Linked DNA regions of Homo sapiens: all the other regions are linked to region 1. The links are chromatin loops, found by intact Hi-C in ENCODE. Cell type or tissue: PC-3. All regions are shown on one strand. Region 1 has its middle 9.5 kb from the start of NR2E3. Region 2 holds the start of LOC124903522 (a long non-coding RNA gene). Region 3 overlaps THSD4 (thrombospondin type 1 domain containing 4). Region 4 overlaps THSD4 (thrombospondin type 1 domain containing 4). Region 5 overlaps LRRC49 (leucine rich repeat containing 49). Region 6 overlaps THSD4 (thrombospondin type 1 domain containing 4).

Evidence for each region. A loop is a pair of places that touch in the nucleus more often than their neighbours do. Peaks named below come from ENCODE experiments on the same cell type or tissue, not always from the same donor. Only the 100,000 strongest peaks of a DNase experiment are listed, where the experiment ranks them.
Region 2: a loop joins it to region 1, with 24 times the contacts of the local background. A loop is called at or near these places in 27 of 110 quality-filtered maps.
Region 3: it touches region 1 in a loop (4-fold over the local background); 78 of 110 quality-filtered maps call a loop at or near these places.
Region 4: a loop joins it to region 1, with 18 times the contacts of the local background. A loop is called at or near these places in 58 of 110 quality-filtered maps.
Region 5: it touches region 1 in a loop (5-fold over the local background); 11 of 110 quality-filtered maps call a loop at or near these places.
Region 6: a loop joins it to region 1, with 5 times the contacts of the local background. A loop is called at or near these places in 5 of 110 quality-filtered maps.

The regions. Positions count from the first base shown.
Region 1 is chr15:71,799,045-71,803,044 of GRCh38, reverse strand. No RefSeq gene overlaps it. Among named protein-coding and RNA genes, the nearest start is that of NR2E3, 9.5 kb to the left of the region's middle. RefSeq lists a silencer at 1-295. In PC-3, CTCF peaks have their summits at 130 (motif pointing left) and 1,701 (motif pointing right); DNase peaks (open chromatin) are centred at 1,744 and 2,634; H3K27ac peaks cover 1,397 bases.
Region 2 is chr15:72,154,579-72,158,578 of GRCh38, reverse strand. LOC124903522 (a long non-coding RNA gene) reads right to left here and starts at 3,430. Exons shown (of 3, transcript XR_007064706.1): 1 at 2,508-3,430. RefSeq lists an enhancer at 2,624-2,713. In PC-3, a CTCF peak has its summit at 2,369 (motif pointing right); DNase peaks (open chromatin) are centred at 2,368 and 3,178; H3K4me3 peaks cover 1,443 bases.
Region 3 is chr15:71,746,614-71,750,613 of GRCh38, reverse strand. THSD4 (thrombospondin type 1 domain containing 4) reads right to left here. Exons shown (of 18, transcript NM_024817.3): 13 at 3,572-3,776; 14 at 2,020-2,193. Among named protein-coding and RNA genes, the nearest start is that of THSD4-AS2, 57 kb to the right of the region's middle. In PC-3, no CTCF peak of the experiment used is centred here; DNase peaks (open chromatin) are centred at 2,113, 2,883, 3,363 and 3,733; H3K4me3 peaks cover 1,980 bases; H3K27ac peaks cover 2,999 bases.
Region 4 is chr15:71,447,230-71,451,229 of GRCh38, reverse strand. All of the region lies in intron 7 of THSD4 (thrombospondin type 1 domain containing 4), which reads right to left. Among named protein-coding and RNA genes, the nearest start is that of THSD4-AS2, 240 kb to the left of the region's middle. In PC-3, CTCF peaks have their summits at 2,236 and 2,447 (motif pointing left); DNase peaks (open chromatin) are centred at 2,429 and 3,709; H3K4me3 peaks cover 1,124 bases; H3K27ac peaks cover 2,315 bases.
Region 5 is chr15:70,971,754-70,975,753 of GRCh38, reverse strand. The region is part of intron 9 of LRRC49 (leucine rich repeat containing 49); the gene reads right to left. Among named protein-coding and RNA genes, the nearest start is that of LRRC49, 81 kb to the right of the region's middle. In PC-3, a CTCF peak has its summit at 1,535 (motif pointing left); a DNase peak (open chromatin) is centred at 1,533.
Region 6 is chr15:71,568,437-71,572,436 of GRCh38, reverse strand. The region is part of intron 7 of THSD4 (thrombospondin type 1 domain containing 4); the gene reads right to left. Among named protein-coding and RNA genes, the nearest start is that of THSD4-AS2, 120 kb to the left of the region's middle. In PC-3, CTCF peaks have their summits at 1,781 and 1,983; no DNase peak of the experiment used is centred here; H3K27ac peaks cover 599 bases.

The sequences.
Region 1 (4,000 bases):
GACCCTCCCCACCCTACTCTGTCTCCACTGCCCATCTTCGCCTTGCCTTGCAGCTTTGGAGGCTCTAAACTGAACCAGGTGACGCGCGCGGCAGGAAACCCCCGGTGCTACTGGGGAACTGCCGGGCCAGTCGGTGGACCAGCGCCCCCTCCTGGAAGGACAAAAAGCGCAGCGAGAGGGGCCGGTGCCACCTTGCGCTTCCTCTGACCTCGAGTGCTGGCTCTCTCCTTCGCGCTTCTGGCTATACCCGGTTCTGGCTCGGCTCGGCCTGTTCTTTCCCTCTTTCTCCAACCGACTCCTCCTCACACTTCAAGACCAGCTCCAAGGTCTCTCCTGAGAGCACGCACTCTATCATCGCTCCTCACATCCCAGGCCCTATCAGAAACAATCTTACGCCCTTTCTTTGCAGTCACCCGGCTCCTCCAATGTGCACAGAAGCTTTGTGAGACCAGGGTCTTGTCGATCTTGTTCAACGGCATGACACGTAGAAGGAGTCTGATAATTATTTGTTGACCGCCTGAGTGGACGTAAGCTTGCCCTAGTCCTGGCAGCCTGCGGCGGCTTCGGCTTTCTGCCCTGCCCGGGGCCCTGTGGGCATCTCTCGGGCATCCTCCCGGGACCGGGTCCCAGCAATTGCAGGTCCCAATGGTGTCCGGAGGCCCGGAGTTGGTTCTTTCCGGTGGGTTCTTTGTCTCGCTGGCTTCAAGAATGAAGCTGCGGACCTTCCCGGTGAGTGTTAAAGCTCTTAAAGGTGGCACAGACCCAAAGAGTGAGCAGCAGCAAGATTTACTGTGAAAAGCGAATGAACAAAGACTCCACTGCACCAAACTGGACTCCCACTGGTTACCAGGGCTGGCTGGGGTGGCCAGCTTTTATTCCCTAATTTGTCCCCGCCCATGTGCTGCTGATTGGTCCATTTTGCTGAGCACTGATTTGGTCCATTTTACAGTGTGCTGATTGGTCCATTTTACAGAGTACTGATTGGTCCATTTTATAGTGTGCTGATTGGGGCATTTTACAATCCTCTTGTAAGACAAAAAAGTTCTCCAAGTCCCCACCTGACCCAGAAGTCCAGCTGGCTTCACTTCTCATCAGCAGTCGCGGGGCCACACACCCTTATCCTATGAGGCCGTTTATTCTGCCATGAGAGGTGTAAAATGTGTTTTAATAAAAGGCATTTACCTGGCCAGGACCTAAACTGATTGAAGCAATAAGCTACTCGGAAGGGAATGCTATTGTCCTAGGGGGCTTTCCAGGCTGCCACAATGATGTTCCATTACCCAGAGAAGCAGCATCCCCCTGGCACAAGACAGTGGTTTCCAGGGCGTGATGACTGAAGGTGCTGGGAAGGGTGGGTCCTTCTGCAGTCTCTACCGGGACTCTCTCTGCTTTCATCTGTTTCATAGTTGGTCAAATTTTGTTTGAAGAAGTTTTTTTCTCTTCCTAAAGAGTGACAAGTGGGTAGCATTGAGCCTCAGGTATGAGACCGTGCGTATTAGCTGGGTGGGCTCGGCCAAGTCTCTTCACCTCTCTGGACTGTTACTATGAGGAAATCATGGAGCTAATAGTGGAGCTTCACGTCTGGGTGAAGGCAGAGGACCGAATCAGAGGACCTCTCAAGTTCTCTCAGATCTGATTTATTGTACCCAGAATCACAAAATAGCAGGTAGTTGGATCCACTTGGAATACCCTGAAAGGCCACAAGATGGAGGTGTTACTCCATGAGAAAAGTTTGGCCTGCTCTGCACTGTTCCATCCCCCAATTTGTAGCCTAAGAGACTTGAGAATTTCTTCTTTGGAATTGTAGCAAAGTAAACACTTCACCAATACGCACTTGCATCTTCAGGCAGAGGATTTAAGCTCTTACTAAAGAACCCCAGCGGTTCCCTATAGCGTTTCATGCACAACTTTTTTTTTTAAATCAAAGCACCAAAGAGGGGCTGAGCGACAGTCAGGAGACTATCTGACGCAGAGGTGGCATCCCCGCCCCCTGGGAGTATCACCCCATTGTGTCCTGATACACTGGCTCATGTGCGTCAGAGCTCCTGACATATCGCAAACACCCAGAAAACAGATGTTGAGTGGAGTGGATGCTGGATTTATTTTACTGAATCACGTACTTGGCATTAAAATATACGGTGTCCCCTACAGAGGGTTTTCCATGTTCCCATAGGAACTGTTGAGATTTTTTTTTTTTTTTTGAGACAGAGTCTCTCTCTGTCGCCCAGGCTGGAGTGCAATGGTGCAATCTCTGCTCACTGTAACCTCCACCTCCCGGGTTCAAGCAATTCTCCTGCCTCAGCCTCTCAAGTAGCTGGGATTACAGGCGCCTGCCACCACGCCTGGCTATTTTTTTGTATTTTTAGTAGAGACAGGGTTACACCGTGTTGGCCAGGATGGTCTCGATCTCCTGACCTCATGATCTGCCCGCCGCGGCTTCCCAAAGTGCTGGGATTACAGGTATGAGCCACTGCACCTGGCCAGGAACTGTTGAGATGATTGGAAAATGGCTGGAGACAGATGCTTTGTCTAGAATTTGGTTTCCTGTATTCTAGAAGTGATTGCCTCAAGGCCCAGATTCCCAGGATTTGGAGATCAGTGAGCAGGAAGGGCATTTACTGAGTCAGTCCTGGGAGCAAGTGTCAGGTGAATCCTGGCAAACCTACTATGGACAAGGGTGTCGCCAGAGAAAGATGAGATTCTGTGCATGTGCTTGGCTAGGAACCTCTGTCATGTTACACTTTGCTGGTAGGTAAAGAAAGTATGAAAGCACCGGGATTAGGCAAACTTGGCTCCGGCAGGAAGGATGTGTCTTAAGCAGCAGACACTAGGAATGGAGGCAGGGTGACATGGAGGAGTGAGGGGTGTTGACTTCTCATGGCCCTGCCAGTCAGGGGAGCTGGAAAGGTACTTGGAGGAGGTGGTACAGAGGTGATGACTGGGGTCACCTGGCAGAGAGCGTGAGTGATGATCAAGAGTGCATGGCCGGGCACGGTGGCTCATGCCTGTTATCCCAGCACTTTGGGAGGCCAGGGTTGGCAGATCACCTGAGGTCAGGAGTTCGAGACCACCCTGGCCAACATGGCAAAACCCCATCTCTACTAAAAATACAAAAATTAGCTGAGCGTGGGTGGCGGGCGCCTGTAATTCCAGCTACATGGAAGGCTGAAGTGGGAGAATCACTTGAACCCGGGAGGTGGAGGTTGCAGTGAGACAAGATCACACCTCTGCACTCCAGCCTGGGTGACAAGAGCAAAACTCCATCTCGAAAAAAAAAAAAAAAAAAAAAAAAAGAGTGCATGGCTCGGCATGGTGGTTCATGCCTGTAATCCCAGCACTTTTGGAGGCTGAGGCAGGTGATTGCTTGAGCTCAGGAGTTTGAGACCACCCTGGGCAACAAAGTGAGACCCTGTCTCTACAAAAAAAATACTAGTTAGCCTGATGTGGTGGTGCACACCTGTAGTCTCAGCTACTTGGGAGGCTGAGGCAGGAGTATTGCTTGAACCTGGGAGGTCAAGGCTGCAGTGAGCTGTGACTGTACTACAGCCTGGGTGACAGAGCGAGGCCCTGTCAAAAAAAAAAAAAAAAAAAAAAAAAGGGAGGGAGGGAGGCTGGGCACAGTGGCTCATACCTATAGTCTTAGCACTTTTGGAGGCTGAGATGGGTGGATTGCCTGAGCTCAGGAGTTTGAGACCAGCCTGGGAAACATGGTGAAACCCCATCTCTACTAAAATACAAAAAAGTAGCTGAGTGTGGTGGTGCATGCCTGTAGTCCCAGTTACTCAGGAGGCTGAGGCAGAATTGCTTGAATCTGGGAGGCAGAGGTTGCAGTGAGCCAAGATTGTGCCGCTGCACTCCAGCCTGGGCAACGGAGCGAGACTCTGTCTCTAACAAAAAAAGGAAGGAAGGGAGGGAGGAAGGGAGGCAGGGAAGAAAGGGAGGGAAGGGATGGAGGGAGGGAAAGAGGGAAGGAAGGAGAGAAGGAAGGAAGGAAGGAAGA
Region 2 (4,000 bases), 360 kb before region 1:
TCAGGAGGCTGAGGCAGGAGAATCGCTTGAACCCGGGAGGCGGAGGTTGCAGTGAGCCGAGATCGCGCCACTGCACTCCAGCCTGGGCGACAGAGCAAGATTCCGTCTCAAAAAAAAAAAAAAAAGCCAGGCATGGTGGTATGCACCTATAGTTCCAGCTACTCAGGAGGTTGAGGTGGGAGAATTGCTTGAACCCAGGAGGCGGAGGTTGCAGTGAGCCGAGATCATGCCACTGCACTCCAGCCTGGGTAACAGAGCAAGACTGTCTTAAAAAAAAAAAGGCAAAGGATTTGAATAGACATTTCTCTAAAGAAGATACACAGATGGCCAATAACCAATGAAAAGATCTTCAACATCACTAATCATTAGGGAAATGCCAGTCAAAACCACAATGAAGTACCACTTCACACTCATTAGAATGGCTACTCTCAAAGAACAGAAAAGAAACAGAATATAACAAGTGTTGGTGAAGATGTGGAGAATTAGTAACTCTGGGAATGACTTGGGCTGGGTTGGTGAAGATATGGAGAACTGTACTGTTGGTGGGAATGTAAAGTGGTTTAACTACTGTGTAAAACAGGACAGCAGCTACTCAAAAAATTAAAAACAGAATTACCATATGATCCAGCAATTCTAAGTATATAGCCAAAAGAACTGAGAGAATAATCTTGAAGAAATTTTTCTTTTTTTTTCTTTAAAGACAGGGTCTCACTCTGTCACTCAGTCACCCAGACTGAAGTACAGTGGTGTGATCACAGCTTACTGCAGCCTCGACCTCCAGGGCCCAAACTGAAGAAATATTTGAACACACATGTTCATAGCAGCATTATGTACAATAACCGAAAAGTAGAAGCAACTCAAGTGTCCACCCATGGATGAATAAACATATATATATATATGTGTATATATTCTATATATATATGTTTATATATTCTATATATATATACACACACAATGAAATATGTATATTCATCTACTCATGGATATGTAAATATATATATATATATATATATATGAAAAAATATTCAGCCTTGAGAAGGAAAAAAAGTCTGACACATGCTATAACATTGATGAACCTTGTGGACATTAAGCTAAGTGAAATAATCCAGTCCAAAAAAAAAAAATTTCTGGAATCCAGGCTTGTAGAAAGAAAAAAAAATAAAAACAAAACCCCGCACAAATACTGGGCAGGGTGCAGTGGCTGGCTTATGCCTGTAATTCCAGCTACATAGGAGGGAGGATCACTTGAGGCCAGGAGTTTGAGACCAGCCTGGGCAACACAGCGAGACCCCATCTCTTAAAAAAAAGACAAATACTGTATGATTTGGCTTATAGGTGGTATGTGGAGTAGTCAAATTCATAGAGACAGAAAGTAGAATGGTGGCTGCCAGGGGCTGAGGGAAGGGGGAAGTGGAGAACTATTGTTTAATGGGTATAGAGTTGCAGTTTTGCAAGATGAAGAATTCTGGAGATTGGTTGCACAATAGTGTAATGTACTTAACACTACTGAACTATATGCTAAATATGGTTAAGATGGTAAATTTTATGTCATTTTACCACAATTTTTTAAAAGTTAAAAGAAAAGAGTTTGGTGGGGTAAGCAGAAGAGTTTGGATTTTATATAGTCCCTGGGTATTACAGCTCAGATCGGAAAGTTTGGTAGGGCAGATCAGTGGTTGTTGAAACCAAGTGCTTTCCTTTGCTAGAGGAAATAAACACCTGGATATAATACACAGAAAAATATAGCTTATAATCTATAGGCTTTTCAGGGACTTAGAGAAACCAATCCAATAAAATTCTTTAAAGTATGCCCACTCCTCACTATTCCCAGGGACTGATTCATAGCAGCAGCATCACAGAGAAGGCATATAATCATATATTTATCATGGCAATGAGCTAACTTTATCAGGGAGAAATAGCTGCCTTAAATTTGGGGAAACAGAAAGGAAATATACATTATGCCAGAGCCTCAGTTTTGCAACATGGGCCTTAGCAGAAAGGAAGGGTCATGGGAGGGGCAGTATTATTAGCGAAAAAGGCATTCAGGAATGAGGGGGACTCAAGGACAACTTCATCCCACTGAGATGTCCTGGGAATAAGAAACTACCCCCACCCCCTCTCCCAGGTGCCCAGCCAGCCAGCCATGGCCCCTCTACCTGACTGCCAGACTGAGTGAGGCCTAGAAGCCCATGGTGCTCCTCTCTCCTAGCTGCTGGGCCACAGAACCAGGGAGTCCTAGAGCAGAGAAACTTCTCAGAGAAGGATCTCCAGGTTGCCTCAGGACTAGACTGAGAGGCTAGATCCTCAAACTCAATCCAAGGCTGGCTGTCTCTCTCTCAGAGAAGGAAGTGATGACAACTGAGCCACTAGGCGGCAGCAAAGTCCAGCAAAAAGACGCAGAGGCAGAGGGGTGAGTAAAGACTTCGTTGTCCTCCCTCAGAAAAAGCTACTCCTGTCCCCTTGCTGGGGAAAACGGGCCCAGGGCCCCTCCAGTCCAGGTCACCTACCTATCCAAAGTAAGAAGGGAATCTTCAGGAAGGCTTGTGTGGCCATTTGCCCCGAAAAGAATGGCTCTATCCGCTTCCGCTTTGGTCCTCCTCGCTCTCTTCTCTCATCACCTGGGGAAGGGCCAGCGCTGATTCTGAAAGGACGGCGTTTCCGAGGGCTCTCCAGACTTCCCCCAGCTCTGGCCACTCGGAAGGCAGGCGTGGAGAACAAGTGTGTGTGTGTTTGTGTTTCTGGGCTGCAAGGGTGGAGAGTGCAGTTTCTAGGGCATAGAAATCCCAGGCTCTTCTCCAACCTGCCCTTGTTTGGATTAGCATTTTCTCTTAGACACAGAATCGCCGAAATCTGGCTCCTGTGAAGTGTGATTTCATGATGGCAACAACACTCTTTCCGCTCCTACCTTTATTTAGAGAGCACGGGCTGGGCCCCAGAGCAGAGAGTTTTAACGTTTAACAGTTCCACATGCCCTGTCCGCTGACAGCGAGAGGGTGGGAGGCATTTAAGCCTCTGAAATGATATTCTAGAGAAACCTGAGTTCATCCGCCTGCGTGCCTGACCTCCACAGAGCCAAGGAACACCTGGTACCCAGCAGAGCCCTGCTTTCGCTGCTGCCTTCGTGCTGGCAGGGCTCCTTGCCTTCCCGGAATGTGTTCCTTCTTGTTTGCCACTCAGTGCCTGGCCCAAAGCCAAACCTGGGCTGCTCGGAATGCCATGCCCCCACTCACTTCTCTCTCAGGATCTGAGACAAGGCTCTCTTCCGCCTGGGGAAAGGCCAGGCTCTCGCTGCAGCCTCGTCCCACTGCGCAACTTCTCTAGGCACATCAGACTCTCCACCGGCTGAAAGCAGAAGCACTTAGGGAGAGGACAGCAGGGTCCCCAGGAAAGCAGACGGTGTGGCATACTGATATCCTATTGGCAGCCTTCTAAACTGGGCCAGAGTTGGCAAAGTGTTATTCACAAGGTGTTCATTAACTTGCTAAATGCAAAAAGGTTGGGTTGGGCACCACTCTGGGAAAACATGACACCCCTGCTCCTGGATTCAGTCTAGCATGAAGGTGTGTTAATTGGTGTAGGATTTCTATGCAAGTTTTTCTTTGCTGTTAGTTCCAAATACCAGACTAGTCTGTGTGGCATGCTCTCCCCAATATATAACCACATTTAAACAATTTATTAAGCACCTTCTATGGGCTCCTGAATGCATGCTTCTATAGATACTATGACACTATAATTTTCTGAGCACTTAATTGTGTACCAGGCACTATATAGAGTGCTTTTTATACTCATTATCTCATTGAAGAGAATCTCAATACACTAATACAGTTTTCACACTTTACGCTGTGTAAACTGAGATCAATAGGCCAGAAATACAATATGGACTCCTTCAGGGAGTAGCTGAGGAAGCGAGGTAGACAGAATAGCAATGTAACAGTGTAAGACGGGTGAATCCGTGTAAGTGCAAAAGGCAGTGGTATGGGCAGACTTAATGTTACAGGGG
Region 3 (4,000 bases), 52 kb after region 1:
TGGGCCTAAGGGGCAGGGGCCATATGCCATGAGGTGTGGGGAACACACAAGAAGATGAGCCGCTAGGTAAGAATCTCCAGGACCATCTCTGGAGGTGGAGTGAAGGCTGCATTTGCAGGTTTGTCCTTCCTCTCTTTCTGGATAACACTCCCTGTGGAAGTGGATTGTTATGGTGATAGAGGGACAAAATGAAGGGGCATCTTACACCGCAGAGGGAGAGAAAACCTATGTGAACACCTCTAGGGGTGATATTCAAAATACTCAATAACAGGTGCATGGTGGCCATTGACCGGTCAGAATGGACACTGACCAGTTGGAGTCAGCCAATGTGGCCGTATGGGGCATGTCTGCTGATATCCCCAAACTGCGTGAAAGGGTCCTTCTTTGAGTCTGAGATACTATGGTTGTTGTTCTCATGATGCTGGGAGTGGGGACGGGGTGGGGGCTCATGGGCTGCATCGTGTCTCCTAAGATCCAAGAACATGGCTGGGCTCCTCTGTCTTTTTTATGGCCTTGTTATTCAGAGTGTGGTCCTTGGACCAGTGGCCTCAGAGACCCTGGGAACCTATTAGAAATGTAGGCTGTGGCCAGGCACAGTGGCTCATGCCTACAATTCCAGGGCTTCGGGAGGCCGAGGTGGCAGATCACTTGAGCCCAGGAGTTTGAGACCAGCTTGGGCAACATGGTGAAACCACAAACAAATACAAAAAATTAGCCGGGGTGGTGGCGCGCACCTATAGTCCCACCTACGTTGGCGGGAGGGGGGCAGGGGGTGCTGAGGCAGGAGGATTGCTTGATCCCAGCAGGTCGAGGCTGCAGTGAGCTGAGATTGCACCACTGCACTCCAGCCCGGGCAATAGAATGAGACCCGGTCTCAAAATAAATAAATAAATAAATAAATAAATAAATAAATAAAAATTTAAAAATATAAAAATATTAAAAAAAAGAAAGAAAATAAATGTAGAATCCCTGGCTCCTCCCCACACCTGCTGCCTCAGACCTACACTTTAATGCGGTTCACAGGTAACGTGTACGCACGGGATTCTAGCAAGGGAAGTGGGGCAGAACTAGTGTATCCGAGAGGTAGGCCGCTAACCAAGGTCAGAGATAGCCAATCATGTCCTCATCCCAGGTAAACTCCCTAGATCTCCTAGAGAATCCAGAATCTGGACTTGGTGCCTCTCACAGCTGTGCAGCTGCCCTGGGCAAACCCTCTGACTGGCCATCCCATGCCCGCCAATGCGCCGATCCCACCAGGAAAGGAAGCACAATTCCTTATCTCCTTCCTCTTTTCTTCTCCCTGTCCCAAGGTATGTTCTACAATTTGTTTAGTGTCTTTTCTCAAACTTCATTTTTGATTGTGGTAGAATACACATAGCATGAAATTGACCATCGTAACCACTTTTAAGCCCACACCTCCAGGGCATTAGGTGCATTCATGCTGTTGTGTAACCAACATCACTCCATCTGCAGAAACCCCTTTTCATATAAATCCTCCTTTTGCCTTTGATGGATGAATTTAATATATGACTGTTTTCCCTTATATCCAGGTAACTGGTGGGCTAATGGTTGACTATATATGCCTTTGAGTTATTCTTTGACACCTGAGACTTCCCATGGGAGGCCAGGCTACTGGGGAGGGAACGGGGTGTGGGATGTTTTGAGTTGGCAAAAAGCAGTAGAGGGGCCTGCCATTGCTGAGTGTCTATGAGACACCAGGCACTTACAAGACATATGAACGATGGGATGTAATGATTCACTTCACCTAGTATTATGGAGTGACCACATGGAGTGCTAAGGAGAATTCAATCAAGTTTTGCATACACCCTCCTCACCTTTGGAGACCCTCAGTCCTCACATAAGGATAGAAAGCCTACGATAATTCCTCTCTGGGCCTTTTTTTTCCCCCCAGAGCCAGAAATCAGTCTTGGGATTCTGAGCTAGTGACTCATCTTTGTGTGGTTTTGGAGGCACCTGGCAGACCTCGGTCCCCGGCGCTCTGCCCGCCATCACACTCACCCTTTCGCTCCACTCGGTGAGGAACCAGCTCTTGGCACAGGGTCCCATGTCGCAGTTCTCAATGTCATTCGGCCGGAGCTTCATGTTGCATTCCTCATCGTCAACCACATCCCCAATGTTGCTCACACACTTCACATCACGGGTCCTCTGTCCCACGCCGCAGGGCACCGAGCACTGAAACACAGCACACTGACGTCAGGGGAACCAGCAGCTTCAGCTCTGGGAGAGAATTGCCAGTATGGAGCCCGCAGCCTTTGTGATCAGCCCCATGAGACTGAGGCTCTGTCATGCATGTCACCAGCTGGGGCAGGGATCTGAGCCCTAGAAAACTCCACAACCCTTTTCTACAAGACCTTCTTAGATGCCTCGCCTACTGTAAACTAAAAATAAAATCCTAAGCCTCCCAGCTGACTGAATGGGCCTCCTCTTGGCCAAGGAGACCCCCAGAGAAACCTTAAAAATGGATTTCCTGGCCATGACAGGATGGAAGGTTGGACACACCCTGTCATACCACCTCCGTTTTGCAGTCTAGACACAACCGACCAGCACTGATGTTAAGGGAGAAATCATAAGACTGACAGAATGGACTCTCTGTGGCAATAAGATACCAAATTATAAACAGGACCCAACGCCATGGCAGGCAAGGGGTTAAGTCATGCACCTCTGCCCTTGAAGAATAAACTATGTTCTAAGTTGCCTGGGAAGAAGGTCTTAGGATTCATGGCTTACATCCTGTTTAGAGTAAAGAATATTATTGTCAGTTCCTCAAATCTTATTGTGAATTCTTCAAACTGTTGACATACTGATTAATACGTAACCTGTGGACATTGAAGAGGACACTGGTTTGTTTGGTTTGTTTCTGAGTCATAAAGTTTTGCTGATTTATTTCTGACTCATGAAGTTTTATTGACTGTCTTGCACTTAAAACATTTTAGCCTGTATGTCGTCATCTGTAGCCAGTGATTGCAACCTCTGTGCTGTACCCTCCAATGAAAAAGACAACTCCGATTCAAGGGGTCCCCGTCTCCTCTCCTAAACTTTCTTCTAAAAGCCTTTCAACTTGTAACAGACTTTGGAACATGTCCAACGTTGTTCGTGTGTCTTCTTGGGCTGATCCTTACATTGGCTTCCAATAAATCTTTTATCAAATTATTTCTGCCTTAACAGCCTTAATTTTGACTGACACTACTCTATTCTTCCAGGCCTCAGTCTTTTCAGCTATAAAATGGGTAGGGAAAATTGGAAGGAGTTGGCTCTACCAGCAGTTGCCAACCTTCACTTCACCATGACTCACAAAGCAGATGAGGCCAGTATCAGAGGGCTCCCCCTGGGCTCACTCATAAAGTTGGCTGTGGGTGGCACACACTACCCTGAACTCTATTGAACTATTGGTACATCCTGTGGTTTGCAAAAACAGCCGTCCAGACCCCCACGGGACGGGTTCCCTCCTGTGGAACTCAGGGTTACCCATCTCAGGTCTTGGTGGGGGAGGCTGGAAAGTGTGGTGGGAGCTGGAGAGGGAGCTGCAGAGCGGGCTGCCCTGCCTGCGTACCGAGGTCCAGTCGGTCCGGATCTGCCACTCGCTGCAGATCTTGAGTTGGCAGGTGCTGGTGGTCTCAGGTTTCTCCAGGTGCTGGCAGCGGTAGGGCTGCACCGTCAGGCTGCGGTTGGCGTACACCTGGCGGCACAGAACCTGGCGGTGCTGCATGCCCAGGCCACAGGTCTTGCTGCACTCAGACCACTCCCCGATGTCCCAGCTGGTTCAGGAATGAGAGAGCGAGAGTGAGAGACAACCTTCAGTCAACAGGAAGTCAGCGTGAGCCCGCAGCAGCGTACACAGAATCATCAGAATCACTATGGGTAGAGTTTCTTACTAGAGCATTGCTTGAAAGTCAGCCTAGGCTGGGCACAGTGGCGCACGCCTGTAATCCCAGCACTTTGGGAAGCTGAGGTGGGAGGATGGCTTGAGCCCAGGAGTTCG
Region 4 (4,000 bases), 350 kb after region 1:
CTCCCATAACTTGTGTCGCTACCACCCCTAGAAGCCTCCCTTTTTTTTCTTTGAGAGGGAGTCTTGCTCTGTTGCCCAGGCTGGAGTGCAGTGTTGTGACCTTGGCTCACTGCAACCTCTGCCTCCCGGGTTTAAGTGATTCTCCCACTTCAGCCTCCTGAGTAGCTGGGATTATAGGTGTGTGCCACCATGTCTGGCCAATCTCTGCATTTTTAGTGGAGACGGTGTTTCGCCATGTTGACCAGGCTGGTCTCAAACTCCTGACCTCAAGCAATCCATCCGCTCTGGCCTCCCAAAGTGCTGAGATTACAGGAGTATGCCGCCACGCCCGGCTCCTAGCCCCACTATTCCTTTCTGTAGCTCAGGATGCAATATAGGCTTCAGTCATCTGACCCTTCTTTGAGTCTCATATTTTGTGGGGCTCCCGTGTGTACTTATATAATTAAATGTGGCTTTCCTCCTGTTAATCTGTCTTATGTCAATTTAATTCATAGCCCAGCCAAGGAACCTAGAAGGGTGAGGGGCAAGCCACATTTCCCTCCCCTACACTACCAAGTGAAATGGGGGCTTGTGAACAATTTGAGCTGAGTTATGAGCAAAGTTACACCTCCACAGACTCCAATTTGTCACTAATTTATACTTGTTACATAACCTTGGATGCTATAAGAATTATTATTTCCATTTTGCAGATGAGAAAACTGAAACCTGGAGAGCAGCAGCAACTTGTGAATGAGCACACAACTTGTAAGTGATAGAAGCTGGATGTGAGCTGAATCTTCTGAGCCCAAACCCAAAGTGTCTTCTGTTTCTTTCCTGTTCTACTCTCCCCCAACCCTCTCTGAGTGGGCATAGCTCTCAGGTGAAAATTAGAGCAAGAAAAAAAAAAATCTTCAATTGCCTGCATTATTCTCACCTGGGCCTACAATCACCAGGCACCCAGAGCATGAGTCTCCACTTTTTTCCAGGCCTAAGCTTCCTCCAGGCAGCTATGCCAGTCAAATGAGGCATATGGACACGCAGCCACCCAATTCACTAACTACAATGACTCAAGGCGCAGCGGGTTAGTGAAAGAAGCAACAGGTCTGCCATCCTTGAGTTTTCAAACACACACTGCTGGATTTATATATTTGTCCCACACAATCCCTCCTTCCCTTGTTCCTTCGTTTGCACATCACAACTCCTATGGCCATCCGTGTCCACCCTGGACAGCTGCCCTAGGCCAGAGTCCCAATCCACCTCTTTGCATTGTCATAGGACCTTAATATGGGAAGTAGTTTCTTTTCCTACTTTTAATCCTAAGTAGTTTTTTGTTCCTGTCTACAAATTCTATCATGAATTTGTGGTAAAAGCTACCCAAGGAACTAGGTGGATAACAATTGGTATTAAGATGACTGCTTTTCATTTTCTAGTAGTTGGGCCTGCATATTGGGTATAAATCAATTTTCTCCCAATTAAATCTACTTACTTCTCAAACGCTATTTTCACTTGAACTGTTAAATTTTACTTCTCATTTTGCTCCCAACACTTTACAACCCAGGCTAAAGTGACTATAAAATGTCTACACAGGATGGGGACAACCGATTATCATCATTGTCCTGTGTGACTTTCATGTCTTTAGATTACATGGTAATAAAAATAACAGCTGATTGTATTTTTAGTACTTACAGAGTAGCAGGCACTGTAAGTACTACACAGAATTATCTCCATCTTCACAATGACTCTGTGAAGTAGGTTTTATTATCACCTCCATATTTTCTGAGGCGCAGAGAGGTTAATTAACCTGCCCAAGACCACACAATAGTTAGTAGGTGATGGAACCCAGACAGCAACCCAAGTCTGACTCCAAAGCTCATGTTCTTCACCAGTGTCTGAAATGCCACATAGAAACAGTATCAATGTACCCCCAAATAATGTGTTCAGTGGAACAAGAGTTTTAAACCAGAAGTACTGAATAATAGTGTATGTGTTTATGTCGACAAGAGCAGTTTAAAAGCCCTAATTACTAACTCAAATCAACATATAAGCCTTTTCCATCTGAATATCAAAGTCCTGATGTGGCAACTGAGTGTCCTCTGTGATCACCATCTCAAGGAATGTGGCCAAGGAGAATAGGTTTCCCTTGACCCTCTGGGGCAGTGACCAGGTCGCCCGCTGGTCAGACAGGCACACTGGTAAGGCTGGCCAGTCCATTTTCTGGTTTGCCCACTTTGGCTGCTGTGAGGGAGAATGAACAGAAGGCAAGGGGGTTTGTATGTACTCATGAAATGTGTTTACAGCCAGTCCCCAGTTTTCACCACTTCTCCTTTGACCAATCTATTCACCCAGCCATGCCTGGGAGCCACCTATATTTAACTTTTCACCACCCTGACTGAAGAATTTGTCAGTTTCTACCAGGCAGTTAATATTATCAGTGACTGGTTTCCCAATCAATGCATGAGTGCCATCTAGAGTTAATGGAGGTAACTGCAGCCACAGTGGACAAATCATTCCTTCCTACATCTTCCTAAAAGTCCCTGCAGAGAAAGCAGGAAGGACTGCATTAAGATCATTACAGGACTCAGGGATGGATACCCCATTCTCCATGATGTGCTTGCTTCACGTTGCATGTCTGTATCAAAACATCTCATGTACCCCATAATATACCTACTATGTATCCACAAAAATCAATAATTTAAATTTAAATTTAAAAGAATCATTACATGACTCCATACTAGGCATTACTTACAGCAAACCACGCAAATACGGTTTCTGTTTCTGAAGACTTTGTTATGTAAGGCTGGAAAAAGAAGTTAATACATCTAATATCTATTACCTCAAGATCAAATTATGAAATGCCCCCAAATGTTAAGGGAGTTAGACTTGAGATAAGGACCGGTTGTTTCCTAAGCAGTCTCTGCCACCAAAATATTTGATTTTGCCTTGGGCAAATGACATTTCTCTGGGCGTCAGTCTTCTCAACATTGTCTTCTTAATATTCTCAATGAGGATGTGGACAATATGATACAAGTCATTCTTACAAGGCCCATTTCTAGTATATAATACAAGACTTCCACATAACAACTTTTAATGGCTGCTATTGTTTCAAGCAGGCAGACAGAACAAGAAATAGAGTAAATCTTCTTGTGACCCTAACAGAACCCTGACAATGTTTGTTTTGGCATTGTCCCGTAAAACCAGATCTGTGCCTGGCTCATGGGATATAACCAGAAGTCAAGTAAGCAGAGCTGCCGAGAAAGCTACTGTTTACCAGAGGAAAAGCCACAGATTCAATTGACAAGTAACCTGTACCTTTAGTCCTTCTTTTTGCCTGGAACATGGACTCAGGAGGTGGAAGAGCCAGGATGTGTTCATGAGAACATGCAGTGACATGCCAAGGAGAGCAGAACAAGACTCTAGAAGGCTCCCAAGCCTGTGATGAATTGTAAGTGCATGTTTATTAGCCCAGGACCTCTTCCTCTGGAGTTGTTCCATGAGAAAAACAGTATCTCTTTTGGTTAAACCACTCTAGGGTTTCTGTGGCAAGGAGAATGTCATCGCTAATTGACACAACTCAGGTTTTGTCTTTTATTTTTATATTCAACAAATATTAGCACATATGCCTGTAGCTATGTGCCAGTAACTATGACAGATACTAAAAGACAGTCCTACCTCGAGGCACTTGTGGTCTGGTAGGATAAATTCTATAGCTGTATTAACTTGTCAGAAGGCATCAAAAGGAAGAGAGGTGGTCAGAGAAGTCTCTCCGAGGGTGACTCATTAGCTGAGTATTCAACAATTAGCCTGGCAAAGAGGAGGAAAGGGCTGGGCGTGGTGGCTCATGCCTGTAATCCTTGCACTTTGGGAAGCCAAGGTGGGAAGCCAAGGTGGCGGATCACGAGGTCAAGAGATCAAGACAATCCTGTCCAACATGGTGAAACCCTGTCTCTACTAAAAATACAAAAATTAGCTGGGCGAGGTGGCACATGCCTGTAGTCCCAGCTACTAGGGAGGCTGAGGCAGG
Region 5 (4,000 bases), 830 kb after region 1:
TGAGCTTGAGGTGAAAACTTTAGACATTGTTTGTTTCTGAATTGTGTTGTTGTTTTGTTTTGAGACAGGATCTCATTCTGTCCCCCAGGCTTGAGTGCAGTGGCGAGATCTTGGCTCACTGCAGCTTTGACCTCCTGGGTTCAAGCGATCCTCCTGCCTCAGTCCCCCAAGTCTCTGGTACTACAGGCGTGTGCCTCCACACTCGGCTAAATTTTTTGTATTTTTTGTAGAGACAGGGTTTTGTCATGTTGGCCAGCTGGTCTCAAACTCCTGACTCAAGTGATCTGCCCACCTTGGCCTCCCAAAGTGCTAGGATTACAGGCATGAGCCACCACGCCCAACCCTGTTTCAGAATTGTGAGAATACTGCCTGCATTCACAAAATGCTGCCTTAGAAATAAAAAGGAAAATTCTGCCTCCCAGAATTTTCTATATAAGGGTCCTTGTTCTAGCCCCTCAACATGTGTCTGTTCTCTCTTTTTTTGAATAGTTGTGAAAACAGGTGAAGATCACTGGGATATCTTCCTTATGTCTTCTCCTTTGTCAACTAATCATGTCAGATTCTTTGGAAATGCTCTAGTTTATTGTCTGCCCTCTAAAACTAGTAATAGTTCAGGTGTAATCTGACCACTGTAGAAAAAAATGGGATGGGACTGTCTCCATTGTCTGAATTCTCTTTTTCTATAAATGAATATTGTTTTAAGCCATATTAACTTTTAATAATCACATCTCATAATTAATTGAACTTGAATTTAGCAATTCCAAGTCACTTTAACACACGCTGCTAAGTCTAATCTTGTATAATACTGAATTTGTGCTAAGAATTGTTTTGCTTGATTGTTGTTATGGAATAAAGTCCAGGATGTTCAATTCATCTATTTTTTATGTTGTTAAATTCTGCTTACTTTTCTAGACTAGGCATAAACAAACTTTTTCTGTAGAGGGTCAGATAGTATGGTAAATATTTTAGGCTTTGTGAGCTGTATGTGATCTCTATCTCATATCCTTCTTTGTTGTTCTTTTTTTTTTTTTTTACAATGCTTTGAAAACATAAAAGCCATTATTAGCTTGAGAGCTGTACAAAAAGCAGGCTGCCAGATGGATCTAGCCCATAGGCTGTAGTTTGCCAAACCCTGTTCTAGACTATGGAGATACTTTTGGATTCTCATTTGATCAACCAATATACCAAGAACTCTAATTTCTCTAGTTTCTGTCATTCACATACTTTACCAGAATAACAAATATTTTCTCCTAGACATTAATAAAAATGTGAATAGAATGGACTGGAGGAAAAAAGCCTCATGGCATGCCAGTACAGATTTCTCTAAAGGCTGGCATTAATCCATTACTTCATGTTCTGTAAGTATACTTGAATCAAAAATCTACATAACCATGTCATACAATTTACTCAAAATGATGCCATAAAAGACTTTGCCAAATGCTTTGCTTAAATACCAAAACACTGTCTATAGCACTCCTCTAACAAGGTCTATTTGTAATTTCTAGGTCAGGAAACTAATTCTTTTCTGGCATGAATTGTTTTTTAGTGAGCTAATGCTGCCTCCTAGTGACCAATTCCTAAGTACTCACAAACCATCTTTTTATTTTATTTTATTATTTTATTTTTTTGAGACAGAGTCCCCTTCTGTTGCCAGGCTGGAGTGCAGTGGCGCGATCTCGGCTCACCGCAACCTCCAACTCCCTGGTTCAAGTGATTCTCCAGCCTCAGCCTCCCGAGTAGCTGGGATTACAGGCACGCACCACCATGCCCAGCTAATTTTTGTATTTTTAGTACAGATGGGGTTTCACCATGTTGGCTAGGATGGTCTCAATCTCCTGACCTTGTGATCCGCCCACCTCAACCTCCCAAAGTACTGGGATTACAGGAGTAAGCCACCGCACTGGGCCACAAACCATCTTTTAATAATGCAATTTAAATTTATTTCAGAATCAACATCAAGTTGACTGTCACAATTTGTGGAATTTATATTCTGTACTTTTGACATTAAAAAAACCACAGTGCCACAAAGTCACTGTAGCCAGACTGACTGCCTCTCTAGATTCCTCTTCTCTAAGCTCAGCAACTCTGAAAGAAAGGCAGCAGCCCCACTCAGAGCTTATAGATAAAACTCCCATCTCCCTGGGACAGAGCACCTGGGGGAAGTGGCGGTTGTGGGCACAGCTTCAGCAGACATAAATGTTCCTGCCTGCCAGCTCTGAAGAGAGCAGCGGATCTCCCAGCAGAGTGCTCGAGCTCTGCTAAGGGACAGACTGCCTCCTCAAGTGGGTCCCTGACCCCCCTGCCTTCTGATGGGGAGATACCTCCCAGCAGGTGTTGACAGACACTTCATACAGGAGAGCTCCAACTGGCATCTGGCGGGTGCCCCTCTGGGATGAAGCTTCCAGAGGAAAGAGCAGGCAGCAATGTTTTGCTGTTCTGCAGCATCTGCTGGTGACACCCAGGCAAACAGGGTGTGGAGTGGACCCCCAGCAAACTCCAGCAGACCTGCAGAAGAGGGGCCTGACTGTTAGAAGGGAAAAAACAGAAAGCAATAGCATCAACATCAACAAAAAGGATAACTACGCAAAAACTCCATCCAAAGGTCACCAACAGCAAAGACCAAAGGTGGATAAATCCACGAAGATGAGGAAAAACCAGCACAAAAAGGTTGAAAATTCCAAAAACCAGAATGCCACTTCTCCAAAGGATCACAACTCCTCACCAGCAAGGGAACAAAACTGGATGGAGAATGAGTTTGACGAATTGACAGAAGTAGGCTTCAGAAGGTGGGTAGTAACAAACTCCTCCAGGCTAAAGGAGCATGTTCTAACCCAATGGAATGAAGCTAAGAACCCTGAAAAAAGGTTACAGGAACTGCTAACAAGAATAACCAGTTTAGAGAAGAACATAAATGACCTGATGGAGCTGAAAAACACAGCACAAGAATTTCGTGAAGCGTACACAAGTATCAATAGCTAAATCGATCAAGCAGAGGAAAGGATATCAGAGACTGAAGATCAACTTAATGAAATGAAGCGTGAAGACAAGATTAGAGAAAAAAGAATGAAAAGGAATGAACAAAGCAGCCAAGAAATATGGGACTATGTGAAAAGACCAAACCTACATTTGATTGCTGTACCTGAAAGTGACGGGGAGAATGGAAGCAAGTTGGAAAACACACTTCAGGATATTATCCAGGAGAACTTCCCCAACCTAGCAAGACAGGCCAACATTCAAATTCAGGAAATACGGAGAACACCACAAAGATACTCCTCAAGAAAATCAACCTCAAGACACATAATCATCAGATACACCAAGGTTGAAATGAAGGAAAAAATGTTAAGCACAGCCAGAGAGAAAGGTTGCGTTATCTACAAAGGGGAGCCCATCAGACTAACATTGGATCTCTCTGCAGAAACCCTACAAGCCAGAAGAGAGTGGGGGCCAATATTCAACATTCTTAAAGAAAAGAATTTTCAACCCAGAATTTCATATCCAGCCAAACTAAGCTTCATAAGTGAAGGAGAAATAAAATACTTTACAGACAAGCAAATGCTGAGGTATTTTGTCACCACCAGGCCTGCCTTACAAGAGCTCCTGAAGGAAGCACTAAATATGGAAAGGAAAAAACAGTACCAGCCACTACAAAAACAAACCAAAGTGTAAAGACCATCGACACTATGAAGAAACTGCATCAACTAATGGGCAAAAAACACCAGCTAGCATCATAATTACAGGATCAATTTCACACATAACAATATTAACCTTAAATGTAAATGGGCTAAATGCCCCAGTTAAAAGAAACAGACTGGCAAATTGGATAAAGAGTCAAGACCCATTGGTGTGCTGTATTCAGCAGACCCATCTCACATGCAAAGACACACATAGACTCAAAATAAAGTGATAGAGGAAGATTTACCAAGGAAATGGAAAGCAAAAAAAAAAAAAAAAAAAAAGGAGTGGTTACAATCCTAGTCTCTGACAAAACAGACTTTAAACC
Region 6 (4,000 bases), 230 kb after region 1:
TGTAAGTGGCTACCTTGCAACAGCCACTACTACAGGTGAGTTTGAAGTAAAAAGATAGAAACAATCTACAATCCCAGCACAAAGGAAACAATTAAAATAATTGCTTCACCCATAGTATTAAATGTTATTCAGCTATGAACAATCAAGGTTTTGAAGACTATTTAATGATACAGGAAAACTGCTCACTATTTAATATAGCTACTCTCACCCAACTGGAAATTCACATAATTGGCAAGGGTTGAGGATAAATAGCTAAAGATTTTGTAAATCCAAAATATAAACAACAATAAGCTTGTTGTGGTAGGATTTTATTTTATTATAAATAGCTTTTTAAAATTTTTTCTCTGCAATATCCATCCCTGTTTCTCTCTCTCTTTCTGTCAACAATAAACATCAACTACTTTTATAACAAAAGATAAATAAACATTTTAGGAGAGAGAGGTTAGGATTGGCAGAGACATGAAGCAAATGAAAAACCCCACTCTTCTAAGATGCTGAAGAAAGAAAATATAATTAATAGGGATATTGCCAAGGCAGCTCATACATGGTAGGTTAGCTAATAAGATAAGCTGTTTGTGGCCAACCCCAGCAGCTGAATCTCCCATTGTCATGAAGGAGGACAGATGGCCACACAGAGATGCAATATTGTACAGTTTAAAAGATCAGCGTGGGGGAATAAAGCTTGTCTGTAGGTAAAGGTGAGACTTCCTATAGATTCTAATGCAACCATTACAACTAAATTTGAAGGAAGGGTTTCCATCTCATTTGGCTGCTCTATCTCCTGCAGGGCTCAGAGGAGAATCCTGTCCACAATAGGTACTCAAAATGTGTTCTAGGGGCTAAATACAGGCATTTTTCGAAAAGCATACCAGACATCTGGGGATTTGGTGAGGCGACCTTGCCTTAATGCAGTGGGAACATGGAAATCACATTTTGAAATATAAGCCCAGGGATCTCTTTTTTCCATTAAATAAGGAATTTCTTGGGATTTGCTAAACATTTCTGTTTTATTCAACACAGAAACTTTCAGGCAAAGGGATGCCAGAAACAAACCTGGAGCCTAAAGCCTGGGCCAGGGTTTATTTATCTAGGCATAGGAAACGAGCATGCGGCATTCTACCCCTCAGGGAAGCCCTTTCACTGAGACCCGGCTAACTTGTAAGAATTCAAGATGTGTCCATGTGATTTTTGGGCTCAAGAGAAGTTTTAAAAGGAAAAAAAAAAAAGTGAGTTCTTCAGCAGGTCTAGTTCCAACTTCTGGTGCTTTCCACTTTGAATCCCTTCAAAAAATCTATGGAAGACAAAGTATCAAGGAAGGAACAATGAAACATGTTCCGCCGACACGGTGGAAATGCCCCATAGGACACCTCAGGCTCATAGGGAGTTCTGACGTCTCACAGCCTTTAATTCACAGCCCACACACCCTAGCCCCAAGCAGGCTGGGGCAATGGTGAAGGTTCAATGATCCACAGAGGCGCAGCCACGTCTGTACCACAGAGCAACTGCTAATGTGAAAATGACTGGGAACACCCTGGAGTGTAGTCTGGGAAACTGCCTGGAGCCACAGACACCCAGAGATGAACAGGCTGTCACAGCTGGAATGAATCTTCCCAGACAAGTCATCAACCTTCTTATTTTCCAGTTGAAGACACTGCCACTCTAGGGAGAAGAAGGACTCGCCCAACACCACACAGCCACTTAATGGCAGGCCCAGGAGTAGACAACTCACCTGAACAAACTCAGCTTAAGATCCTAAAGCCAAATGTCCATATTCCCATCACCAGGGTTTTGCTCCCAGATTATGAAGTAGTGTAAAATGTGTATCTGATGGTGAAACTCCGTCTCTACTAAAAATACAAAAAGTTAGCCAGGCGTGGTGGTGTGCACCTGGAGTCCCAACTACTTGGGAGGCTGAGGCAGGAGAATCGCTTGAACCCAGGAGGCAGAGGTTGCAGTGAGCCTAGATGGCGCCACTGTACTTTAGCCTGGGTGAGATAACAAGACTCCATCTCAAAAAAAAAAAGAAAAAAAAAGTATATCTGAGTAATCTGGATTTATATTCCGGGTGCAACAATGATTAGAAATGTGATCTTACTTTCCTCATATAAAAATATTTTCCTGACCAATATCTCTCATAGGGTTGTTGTGAGCAATTAAGTAACAACACAAACGAGAAAGCCATTTGTAAACCCCAAATTCTACTTTTAAAATATAACTGGCTTTACCTGATGCATGGTGTTCTTATGTCATAATTACATTGGTTAGGTTAGTGCTTGGCATATAAGAAGTGTTCACTGATGTTAGGTGTTATTAATTGTTCTCATAAAAAGTGGTATTGACTTCTTGAGTCAAAGGGCTAATATATTTTATCCGCTTTATTTTATTGCCCCAACTTACTTAACTCAATAAATAAATAAATCAGCTTATTTTATTTTATTTTTTTGAAATAGAGTCTAACTTTGTCGCCCAGGCTGGAATGCAGTGGCGCGATCACAGCTCACTGCAACCTCTGCCTCCTGGGTTCAAGTGATTCTCCTGCCTCAGCCTCCTGAGTAGCTAGAATTACAGGCACACACCACCACGTTCAGCTAACTTTTGTATTTTTAGTAGAGATAGGGTTTCACCATGTTGGTCAGGCTAGTCTTCAACTCCTGACCTCAAGTGATCTGCCCGACTTGGTCTCCCAAAGTGCAGGGATTACAGGCCTAAGCTACCGCACCCAGCCTTTCACTTATTTTTACCTATGAGTTACACATTCAATTGTTTCTTTCTTTGCTTTGGCTGCTAGGGAGCTCACAGTAAAATTTTTGACACATCTCTAGTTAGATGTAAAGGCACGGAGTTTAGACACCAGTCTTACTCATGTCCTATTTTTTCTACCCAGTTTCCTCTTTGCTCCATTTTCCTCCCTTATTTGTTTTCTTGTAAATTCTATTCACTACATTTGTAAACATTATTTTAAATTCTTTTTAGAATGAAGGCATTATAAATAAATAACTTTTGAAAGATGTTTAGTCAATACATTATTGATCACTGGGCCAAATAAAGAAACAAACAAGACTGGACTCTAGATTTATATGGTTTCTTTCTCCTGTCCTCCCTCCCTCTCTCTCTCTCTTTCTTCTTTTCCTCCCTCTTTCCCTTTAACAGTGACATCTGACTTAACATTTCCCTTGAAACATGAAATCAAATAGCAAAGAAAGCCTCCGTGTGGGTCAGCACTCACATCCATGAATATCAGAGGGCAGAATCTCCGCTGCTTCAGGGCTCCTGACCAGCAAAGAAAACAACTAAAACTTTAGATTTCTGAGTGGCAGGCCACATTTTACCCTGGATGCTTCTAGCAAAACATCTATTTTTAGAAAAGAAGGCATTTTGGGGGATGTTATGGTAAAAACATATTCAGATGAGACAACACTTTTTCATTTTCTCCCCATTTTAAAGTAATACATGCTGATTAAAGAAAATTTGTCATATACTCTATAGACAAGCAGTAAAAAAGTTAACAAAAATCATGCATAGGAGGAAACATTTTAAAGATTGTTCTTAAAAAAGAGAGAAAGATCAGCAAACTATAGCAAGGACAAAAAACCAAACACTGCGTGTTCTCACTCATAGGTGGGAACTGAACAATGAGAACACTTGGACACAGGAAGGGGAACATCACACACCGGGACCTGTTGTGGGGTCGGGGGAAGGGGGAGGGATAGCATGAGGAGATATATCTAATGTAAATGACGAGTTAATGGGTGCAGCGCACCAACATGGCACATGTATACATATGTGACAAACTAGCACGTTGTGCACATGTACCCTAGAACTTAAAGTATAATTAAAAAAAGAAAAACAAAAAACAAAAAAAAAAAAAGAGAAAAAGAGGTAAGAGTATAACAATTAAAAGTTCTGGAGGCTGCTTCTGTTGGTACTTGCACTTTATTTTTCTGTTTTACTTGTTTTGAAAAAGGTCCTGAATCCTGATTCAGCAAAACAGAATCATGGG